2 separate regions of the Homo sapiens genome follow, and region 1 is linked to region 2. Evidence: read pairs that join two places in POLR2A ChIA-PET (ENCODE). Cell type or tissue: IMR-90. All regions are shown on one strand. Links, peaks and the distances in the headings refer to the core of each region. The heading gives the core; the rest is flanking DNA. Region 1 has its middle 29 kb from the start of MIR593. Region 2 overlaps SND1 (staphylococcal nuclease and tudor domain containing 1).

The links. Peaks named below come from ENCODE experiments on the same cell type or tissue, not always from the same donor. Only the 100,000 strongest peaks of a DNase experiment are listed, where the experiment ranks them.
Region 1: POLR2A ChIA-PET joins it to region 2 with 9 read pairs; 2 of 35 experiments call an interaction of 5 or more read pairs at or near these places.

The regions. Positions count from the first base shown.
Region 1 is chr7:128,106,777-128,114,057 of GRCh38, forward strand. No RefSeq gene overlaps it. Among named protein-coding and RNA genes, the nearest start is that of MIR593, 29 kb to the left of the region's middle. RefSeq lists an enhancer at 1,617-1,696. In IMR-90, for the core only: no CTCF peak of the experiment used is centred there; no DNase peak of the experiment used is centred there; H3K27me3 peaks cover 781 bases.
Region 2 is chr7:127,994,458-127,996,957 of GRCh38, forward strand. All of the region lies in intron 16 of SND1 (staphylococcal nuclease and tudor domain containing 1), which reads left to right. Among named protein-coding and RNA genes, the nearest start is that of SND1-IT1, 1.8 kb to the right of the region's middle. In IMR-90, for the core only: no CTCF peak of the experiment used is centred there; a DNase peak (open chromatin) is centred at 1,254; H3K27ac peaks cover 694 bases.

The DNA.
Region 1 (7,281 bases), core at 2,963-5,462, 120 kb after region 2:
CACTCCATAAACACCAAGGATCTGCTATGGGCCAGGCACTGTGCTGGGAGCCTGGGACCCTGTCACAATTTTGTAACAGTCATGATGCAGGCAGGGAAGGGAAAAGCTCTGGCAAAGGTCAATCCAGGGAGCTGAAGGGCCACAGAGGAGGAGTTTGGGGTGGGGGGGAGTGTGGCACTGTACTCTGGAGGCAGGCAGGTGACACAGGGGAAGGTTTGAAGACAAGTGTGTCCTAGAGGGGAGGTGCCAGCCCAGGTCATGTTTCTGATTGGAGCACTGAGACAGGCATATTACAGGACGTGGTAGCTGTCCTCAGACACTGAATGTTAGTGCCAAAACTGTCCTTAAATATTATGTAGTCTGGCCCATCATTTTATGTATTCCTTTAACATATCAGATACTATATCATCAGTCAGGGGTCCAGCAGGAAACACAACACATTCCATTCAATAAAGGAATATGCACAAAAGCATATGGGCAGAGTTTAGGGAAATCAACAAGAGATGGTACAGTACCCGGGGCCAGCAAGAGAGAGCAGTGGTTACCACCCAGAGGCCTGAAGTAGCAGAGACTGGACACAGTTAATGGCACCCTTTGAGAGGAGCTGCATGAGGGCCATCAGGCAGCTGACCTGGCTTGCTGTCACCTGAAAAGTTGAGCAAAGAAGGCCTAAGTGAATGAGACACGTTTTGAGGGGAGAAAGGAGCCAGGGGAGTAAAGCCCTGCTCTCCTCTCCTGCTCCCTTACCCCTGCCAGCGCCTCTCCATACTGCTCCCTCGCCCCTGCCAGCGCCTCTCCATACTGCTCCCTCGTCCCCTGCCAGCGCCTCTCCATACTGCTCCCTCGTCCCCTGCCAGCGCCTCTCCATACTGCTCCCTCGTCCCCTGCCAGCGCCTCTCCATACTGCTCCCTCACCCCTGCCAGTGCCTCTCCATACTGCTCCCTCACCCCTGCCAGTGCCTCTCCATACTGCTCCCTCATCCCCTGCCAGCGCTCCCTCATCCCCTGCCAGCGCCTCTCCATAATGCTCCCTCACCCCTGCCAATGCCTCTCCATACTGCTCCCTCACCCCTGCCAGCACCTCTCCATACTGCTCCCTCACCCCTGCCAGCACCTCTCCATACTGCTCCCTCGTCCCCTGCCAGCGCCTCTCCATACTGCTCCCTCGTCCCCTGCCAGCGCCTCTCCATACTGCTCCCTCGTCCCCTGCCAGCGCCTCTCCATACTGCTCCCTCGTCCCCTGCCAGCGCCTCTCCATACTGCTCCCTCGTCCCCTGCCAGCGCCTCTCCATACTGCTCCCTCGTCCCCTGCCAGCGCCTCTCCATACTGCTCCCTCGTCCCCTGCCAGCGCCTCTCCATACTGCTCCCTCGTCCCCTGCCAGCGCCTCTCCATACTGCTCCCTCGTCCCCTGCCAGCGCCTCTCCATACTGCTCCCTCGTCCCCTGCCAGTGCCTCTCCATAGCCATCACCAACCAGAAGCCAGAGATGGAGGGAGTCTGCTGGTGCCACCCAGTCAGATCTGCCTGCAGGGCAGAGAGCAGGGTGGAGGGCCAATCTGGATGTGCAAACGGGAGCCTGCCAGCATAGGCACAGATTGGGAATGATCAAACAATCTGGTCATTTGGCAAAAATAGAACAGTACACCAATGGCTGTAATTTTTATGTCTCTATAGTGCAACTTTGTAGGTTTTCTCATCGCACATTTTTGGCTCACCACAACCTATACTCAGTGTCAGCTTTGACAATCTTACATGACACTGTGCTCTGTTTCACAGCTAGGGAGCCTGCATGATACAGTGGAAAAGAATTCCATGAGGCCATGTAGATGGGTTGGAGGCAGGTGAGATGGCAGTCCTGACGCAAGTGCGGAACATGCCCACCCTGAGGTTCTGCATGTCTCTTTTTGACATGTACCCCCCGCAAATTCCTCACATGCTCTCATAAAAGGACGGGGTAGGACATCTATAGCAATATTCCTTGAGGTGGTGGGAGATGGAGGGCCCACTCCAGGGAGACTGGTTGGGTAAGATGCAACAGAAGCAAACCATGGGACTCAGTAGCAGGAAGGAAACTGTGGTTCACATAGAGCATGCAAGAGTTCAAAGCAGAGCTGAGTAGAAAGAGGAAGACAGAAGTGAGATTTGTAATTCTGAACCACTCAAATAGGTTAAAAATAGCACTCACAGGCAACAAACGCATACGCATGCACACACACACACACCATTTTGCACTCTTACAAACCAAAACACTTTAGAATGGTTGGCTTTTGAAAGGAGAGGGAGAGGAGAGGAATGGCATTGAAAAAGGATAAACAGCCCCCTAAATAAAAAGAAGAGAGCCTAGACTCAAGAGACAGAACACACCTGGGCTTCCATCAAAGAAGCTGTACTGTGTGTGACCTTGGGTAGGCGTGTTACTGAGTTGTTTCATCTTGCAAACAGGAGGAAACGGTAATAAATAGATCCCGAGGCATGTCAATGTGACCTAGCTAGACCTGTCTGAGACGCTGATCCACCAAGACCTGTTCCCAGGTGGGTTGACAAAGGCCTGTGTCCCAACAAGTGTAGGGCAAAGGGCAGCCTGGGCCACTTGGAGGTGACCCAGCAGCAGCTGTGTATATGTGGTCAACATACGCGACACATCCAGAGCTCTGACAAAGCCCCTCAATCCAAAAATATGTCTCGCTGCCAGCATCAGGGGTTCCTTTCTTTGAGCTAAAGCCTCTTCTGTATCGGGGGAACCCGCCCCCAGTATTTCAACGTAGGCTCTTTCTATTTTCCATAAGTGTCAGCCAGCTGAGAAATAAGGAGAGAGTACAAAGAGAGGAATTTTGCAGCTGGGCCGCCGGGGGCGACATCACATATCGGTAGGACCGTGATGCCCACCTGAACCTCAAACCAGCAAGTTTTTTATTAAGGGTTTCAAAAGGGGAGGGTGTCTAAGAACAGGGAGTAGATCACATGCTTCAAAGGGCAAAAAGGAGAACCACTGATAAGGGTCTGTCTTCAGCAGTGCACATATTGTCTTGATAAACATCTTAAACAACAGAAAACAGGGTTCGAGAGCAGAGAGCTGGTCTGACCACAGATTTACCAGGGCCCGGTTTTTCCCCACCCTAGTAAGCCTGAGGGTACTGCAGGAGACCAGGGCATATCTCAGTCCTTATCTCAACCACATAGGATAGACGTCCCCAGAGCGGCTGTTTATAGACTCCCCCCAGGAATGCATTCCTTCCCCAGGGTATTAATATTAATATTCCTTGCTAGGAAAAGAATTTAGTGATATCTTCCCTACTTGCATGTCCATTTATAGGCTCTCTGCAAGAAGAAAAATATGGCTCTTTTTGCCCTACCCCTCAGGCAGTCAGACCTTATGGATGTCTTCCCTTGTTCCCTAAAATCGCTGTTATTCTGTTCATTTTCAAGGTGCACTGATTTCATATTGTTCAAACACACATGTTTTACAATCAATTTGTACAATTAACACAATTATCACAGTGGTCCTGAGGTGACGTACATACTCAGCCTATGAAAGTAACAGGATTAAGAGATTAAAGTAAAGACAGGCATAAGAAATTATAAAAGCATTATTTGGGAACTGATAAATGTCCATGAAATCTTCACAATTTATGTTCCTCTGCCACGGCTCCAGCCAGTCATTCCATTCGGGGTCCCTGAGTTCCTGCAACACTTCTGCACAGAAATGCAAAATACACACACACACACCCCACCCCGCCCCTAGGACTCATTTTGTTAGCGATCATTAACAGTTTCAGCCATTAGCTCTCAAGTTGGTTTGAATTTGTTGGTAGGATTAGCTCCCTATCACCTGAAAAGCTGAGAAAAGAAGGCCTAAGGGAATGAGACACATGTCTGAGAAGAGACAGAAAGAGAGAATGTGTGTGTGTGTGTGTGTGTGTGTGTGTGGCAACTACTGAAGGTGGGTAGGATGCTAGGGGCCTGGGTTCCCCAGGGAAGGCCCTGGGTTTGAAAAGAGCCCCAAATGAAGCCAGGATTGCTGAAGACAAGCATGTGAGTTTGCCAAGAGCTGCCCAGGGGTCTGAGGTGTCAGTCCACCCCTCTGCTCCCCACTCAGGTAGGGGCAGGTCCGGAGCTGCAGCATGACAGGGAATTTCAGGCCCGGAGGTCTTCCCACTTGTCACCTCTGTTTCTTCTTCTCTGCCCAGGTGGTGCACATTCTGAAAGGCTCAGATTTCTTTCATTCAACCTCCTTTCTTCCTATTTTTTCTTATTGTCTGGCTCTTTCCTGCAGAAGGAAGGAGAAGAACTGGGTGTAAACCTTGACTCTGAGCTGAGGGCTCAGATGCTGGCTGAACTTCTCATTTGCACCAGGTGTAGGAGGGAAGTGGGCAGCCCAGCACAGAAGCAGCTCTCTGGCAAACAGCTTCCTCTGTAGGCCTCATGCCCTCCAACTGCAGTGCCCTCTGACCTTGTCACACTGCAGGTAGGGGACAGAACTAAGGAGCATCTGCACAAGCACCTGGCTGTAGTGAACTGAATAGTGTTCCCCCAAAAGATATGTCCAAGTCCAGACCCCTAGTACCTGTGCATGTGACCTTACTTGGAAATAGGGTCTTTGCAAATATAATTAAGATAGTACTTGTCTTAGTCCATTCAAGCTGCTAAAAGAAAAAAATATCACAAACTGGGTGGCTTATAAACAACAGAATGTATTGCTCATAGTTCTGGAGGCTGGGAAGTCCAAGATCAAGGTGCTGGCAGGTTCAGTGTCTGGTGTGGATTTGGATTTGCTCTCTACTTCACAGATGGCACTGTTGTGCTGTGTCTTTACATGGTAGAATGGGATAGTTAGCTCCCTGGGGGTTCCTTTTTTTTTTTCTGAGTCAGTGTCTCATTGTGTTGCCCAGGCTGGAGTGGCCCAGTCTTGGCTCACTGCAACCTCTGCCTCCCAGGTTCAAGCAATTCTGCCTCCGAAGTCTCCCAAGTAGCTGCCTCTAGTCTCCCGAGTAGCTGAGGCTACAGGCATGCACCACCATGCCTGGATAATTTTTGTATTTTTTTAGTGAAGACAGAGTTTTGCCATGTTGGCCAGGCTGGTCTTGAACTCTTGACCTCAGGTGATCTGCCTGCCTTGGCCTCCCAAAGTGCTGGAATTACAGGCATAAGTCTATGCACCTGGCGTCTGGGGTCCCTTTTATAAGAGCATTAATGCCATGAGGACAGAGCCCTCACGAACTCATCATCTCCCAAAGGCCCCACCTTCTAACACTGTCACACGAAGGATCCAGTTTCAATGTATGAATTGTATAGAAAACATTCAGACCACAGTCATAAGAATTTCAAGATGAGATCCAGGGTGGGCCCTAAATTCAGCGACTGCTGTCCTTACAGGGGAAAGGAAAGGGCGACGTGAGACACAGGGGAGAAGACTGTCTGAGGAAGGCAGGCAGAGCCGCAGAGATTTAGAGTTATGCAACCCCAGCCAAGAAACACCACAAGCCACCAAAAATTAGAAGAGGTAAGCAATTCTTCCCTAGAGCTTTCCCATAAAGAGAACATGGCCCTGCTGATTTTGCAGAAAAGAGAAACTGAGGCACCAAACTACATCAGCACTCCCTGGGCATGGAAGGCTGGGCGCACAGCAGCACCAGCCAGGGCAGAGACGGTGCTGGAAGTCGATGCCCTGCCTCCCAGCTGAAGCCTTCCTACCGCCTCCCTCGGGTGCTTCCTTTCACTCAGCCCCTTCAGAGCCAGAAGGCGTGGCCCACAGCAGTGTAGGAGTGCCCACGGCCCCGGGACCCCTGGCTGTAACCACACCCTCAGCTGCACCCTCAGGAGACCTTGCCTCCTGCTCCCTCTCCAGCGGCAGCGAGGGCAGTGCCAAGCTCACACCCTCCCAGAAGTGATTTCATGCCCCATAAGACGGGCAATCAAAAATAATAGACACACAGCAACCTGCCTGGGGCCTGCTGCTGCGGCGGGCGGCTGCTGAGGTGGCTACCTGGAAGATAAACCAATTCCCAGCCCCGGTGGGGAGAAATAACAGCATCAGTGAGGAGCAGGAGCTTCATCTTAGTCTGCAAAGCCCCAGCCAATAAGCAGGCTAAAAATAAGCACCTCTCCCAGCTGCAGCAGCACCCTCCCTTTCCTGACATGAGCTGGTCACGTGAGTTTCTCAGACTCTGGTGGGTTTCTCATGTCTAGGCAGGTGTCTGTCTGCTCAGTGGCCTTGCCTCAGATCTGGCTGGGGTGGCCTCAATGTGGGGAGCACAGGCTGCGGAGTGAGCCTAGGGAAAGGGTATGAGGACCTTCTGACTCCTCTGGGCTCCCTGTGGGTCCTTGGCTCGGTCATGCAGCCCCAGACTGCTTCCTGTCTGTGCTGAGCATCTGACTGTCACTGCTGAAGGACATTCTGAGTGCCATGCCAGAGCTGGGCACCCAGGGCCATCTGTCTGCACTTGGCGGGGAGGCACGTGCAGACCCCTCGCTGTGGCTGGTTCTCTGCGGGCACAGTCTGTGATCCACAGAGAGTAGACCCTGGGTGGGCCTGTGTGTCCAGCATGTATTATGTGTGCCTCCAAAAAAATGAGTTGGGAGAGGTGGGGATGGTTAATGGGTACAAAAGAAAATAGAAAGAATGAATAAGACCTACTGTTTGATAGCACAATAAGGTGATTATAGTCAGTAATAACTGAATTGCACATTTTAAAATAAAGAGTGTCATTGGATTGTTTGTAACTCAAAGGATAAATACTTGAGGAGACGGATACCCCATTCTCCATGATGTGCTTACTTCACATTGCATGTCTGTATCAAAACGTCCCATTTACCTCATAAATATATACACCTACTACGTACCCACAAAAATTTAAATTTTTTTTTAAAAGAATGAATCTGGTTTAAAGCAAAACAAAACAAAGAACCAACATTTTAGTAAGGAATTGGGTAAGTGAGGATTCTGCAGAACACCCACCTGGGGTAGGGGTTAGGATGTGGATTTATCTCAATTCTGCTGCCCTTGATGAGAAAACATTTTAATAATGCCTCTTTCGAAAGATAGTCAAAATATGAGCCTCACAGAAATATTCCTTAATTGCTTCTTGTCACACACTGCATGAACTCTCAGGGGGACCTTTTGGCCCCCTCACCTTGGGATCATGCACACCCAGGCTCCCACTTGAGCCATGTCCTTGGTCCAGCTGGCTTCAGGTTTGCAACGTCTCTTACCTGGAGAACCGCCAAAGTCTCCTCACCATCTTCCTGCCTTCAGTCGCTGTCTTCCTCCCCTTTGGGAGTTA
Region 2 (2,500 bases), core at 1-2,500:
AACAGTGAGTGAGATACTGTGCCATTACCTGCTTCTCCAGCCTTGAAGCCCAAAGCAGCCAAATAACTCTCAAATGACGATCACTTTTACTCAAAAAAAAAAAAAAAAAAAAAAAAAAAAAAAAAAAACAGTAAATTCAGTCTTTCTTTCTAGCCTGACTCCGCTGGTATTTAGGACAGGTGGGCAAATCTGTGCCACTGCCAGTTTTTACAATAAAGTTTCATTGAAACACAGCCATGCTAACTCTGTTTTTTCTTGTTGTTTGATTGTTTGAAACGGAGTCTCGCTCTGTCGCCCAGGCTGGAGTGCAGTGGCGCGATCTCAGCTCACTGCAACCTCTGCCTTCTGGGTTCAAGCAATTCTCCTGCCTCAGCCTCCCAAGTAGCTGGGATTACAGGCCTGCACCACCATGCTCGGCTAATTTTTTTTTTTGTTTTTGTATTTTTAGTAGAGACGGGGTTTCACCATATTGGCCAGGCTGGTCTCGAACTCCTGACCTTGTGATCTGCCTACCTCAGCCTCCCAAAGTGCTGGGATTACAGGCATGAGCCAACCGCGCCTGGCCTGGCCATGCTAATTCTTTCATGTATTGTCTATAACTGCTTTCATACTATAACAGCCGAGTTGTGTAGTTACGACAGAGGCTATATGGCTTGCAAAGCCTAAACTATTTACGATCTGTTCCTTTACCAAAAAGTTTGCTGACTACTGCTGCATATGGTATGCTGAATTGGGTTTAAATGGCTTGTAATAGCCCTGAAAATTTAAGTTGGCTCTCCTGTCCCCTGCCGTTGAGGCTGGACTGCATGAGATTATTGTATCTGTTGGCTGTAGCTGTGACTATGAGCTGAGTGCCATGTCCCATTGGATAGCATGTACTTGGTGACCCCTGACCCACATACAGCTGACTCTTTAAGGCAGTTCCCTGCCACACAGTCAAGGACAGGAAGATCTGGTGTGATTTCCCAGATGGGGAGTTGTGCCTATTACTAGCATCCCCCAGAAGTAGTGAGAGATAGCATTAGCTAATGGGTAAATAACTGGCTTAAAAGTGTAAACTCCTAGGTTTTCACACTCCAGTTTTTATGTGGTCCTGGATATGTGATTCTTTTCTGCCTTGGCATTCCTGTCTAAAACACTGATCTAGCAATCCCAAGCCACCCTTTCCTTTTTGCGGCCCTTGTTCTGAATAAAACAGTGATTTCATGTCTCTTCTCACTTTCTTCCAGAAGGCAGCTAGCCAGCACATACTCACTGACCAGTTGCTGCCTGCACAGCAGTGTTTTCACTGCTGTGTTGGAGAAACCCGAAGTCTTAAAGGGCCATAAGGTATTATTTAAAGAGATCAGTGTCATAGTTTAACTGTCTTCACAGTTCCAGGCTGTAGGAGGTACAGTTTCTGAGGACAGGGGCAATGTATGTGGGTTTGGTGATCATTTCTAAGGCCTTTTTCGATGACCCCTTTGTCCTTTCTGACACATTAGAATTGCTCTTTGCTGCTGCCTGAAAAATGATGTCCTCATGCTGGACAGCCCCAGCTGAAAACTCAGGCTGCTGCCTTGACCTATTTCCCTTCTCCCTGCTGGCATTAAAAGGGAGGATGCCCCCGGGGAGCTCATTCTGCAGGCTGCAGTGGCCAGGGCAGAGTCCTGGGTTTCCTCTCTCTCCCTTACTCCCTGCTTTAAAAAAAAAAAAAAGGTACAGAAAAACATTATAAGCAACTGTTGCCATTGGGGAAAAAAAAGTATTTACGTTTCAGGGGAATGTGGCCTCAGCCATGAATATTGGTGTGTATTTATGAAGGGGTGTATGTCTGGGAAATAAAACTTAGAATACAAGAAAAAGTGATTTCATTTCTTTCATCGTAGCTCCAAGTGTGCTGTATCGTGTCTGAAATAGATAAACTGCTCTAAGCAGTTTCAAGTTTATCTCAATCTCTGTCCTTCTTGTGCCCTCGGTCCTTTCCCTACATCACCCCACAAGCGCTGTGGTGTATGCTCTCTTAGCCCTTCCCATTCCATCTCTCTGCGCAGGCTCCTTCCCTGTTGAGGAGACCCACAAGAGAGGGAACACTAGCAAAGTTATATCTCTGGATCAAAGGAATGAGGACAGTTCAAGCCACAGGAAATTCCAAGAAAGTAATGGACGCCCAGTGAGGGTGAATCCAGTGCAACCTACTCTCCTGACTCTCCCTGACGGCCATGTCGCTTGGGAACCCTCTCCGAGCCACAAATAATTACCTGCTGGAAAAGCAAGCAGGCTGTCCGGCAATGTTTCATTTATTTTCACAAAGCCCCCTTATTCTAGATTATCTCAGCCACTGCCCAGGAAAAAGGGAACATGTTATGGTCAGCTTTCTAAATAGCTCTCTCATCCCACAAGCTTTTAAAGGCTGTTTGGGGGCTAAGGCCTTTATCACCTCCCCACACATGCTTGACAGTTCATCACCCACCAGTGGTCTTTAATTTCAAGCAGTTTATTCTTAGTTAAGGGCCATATT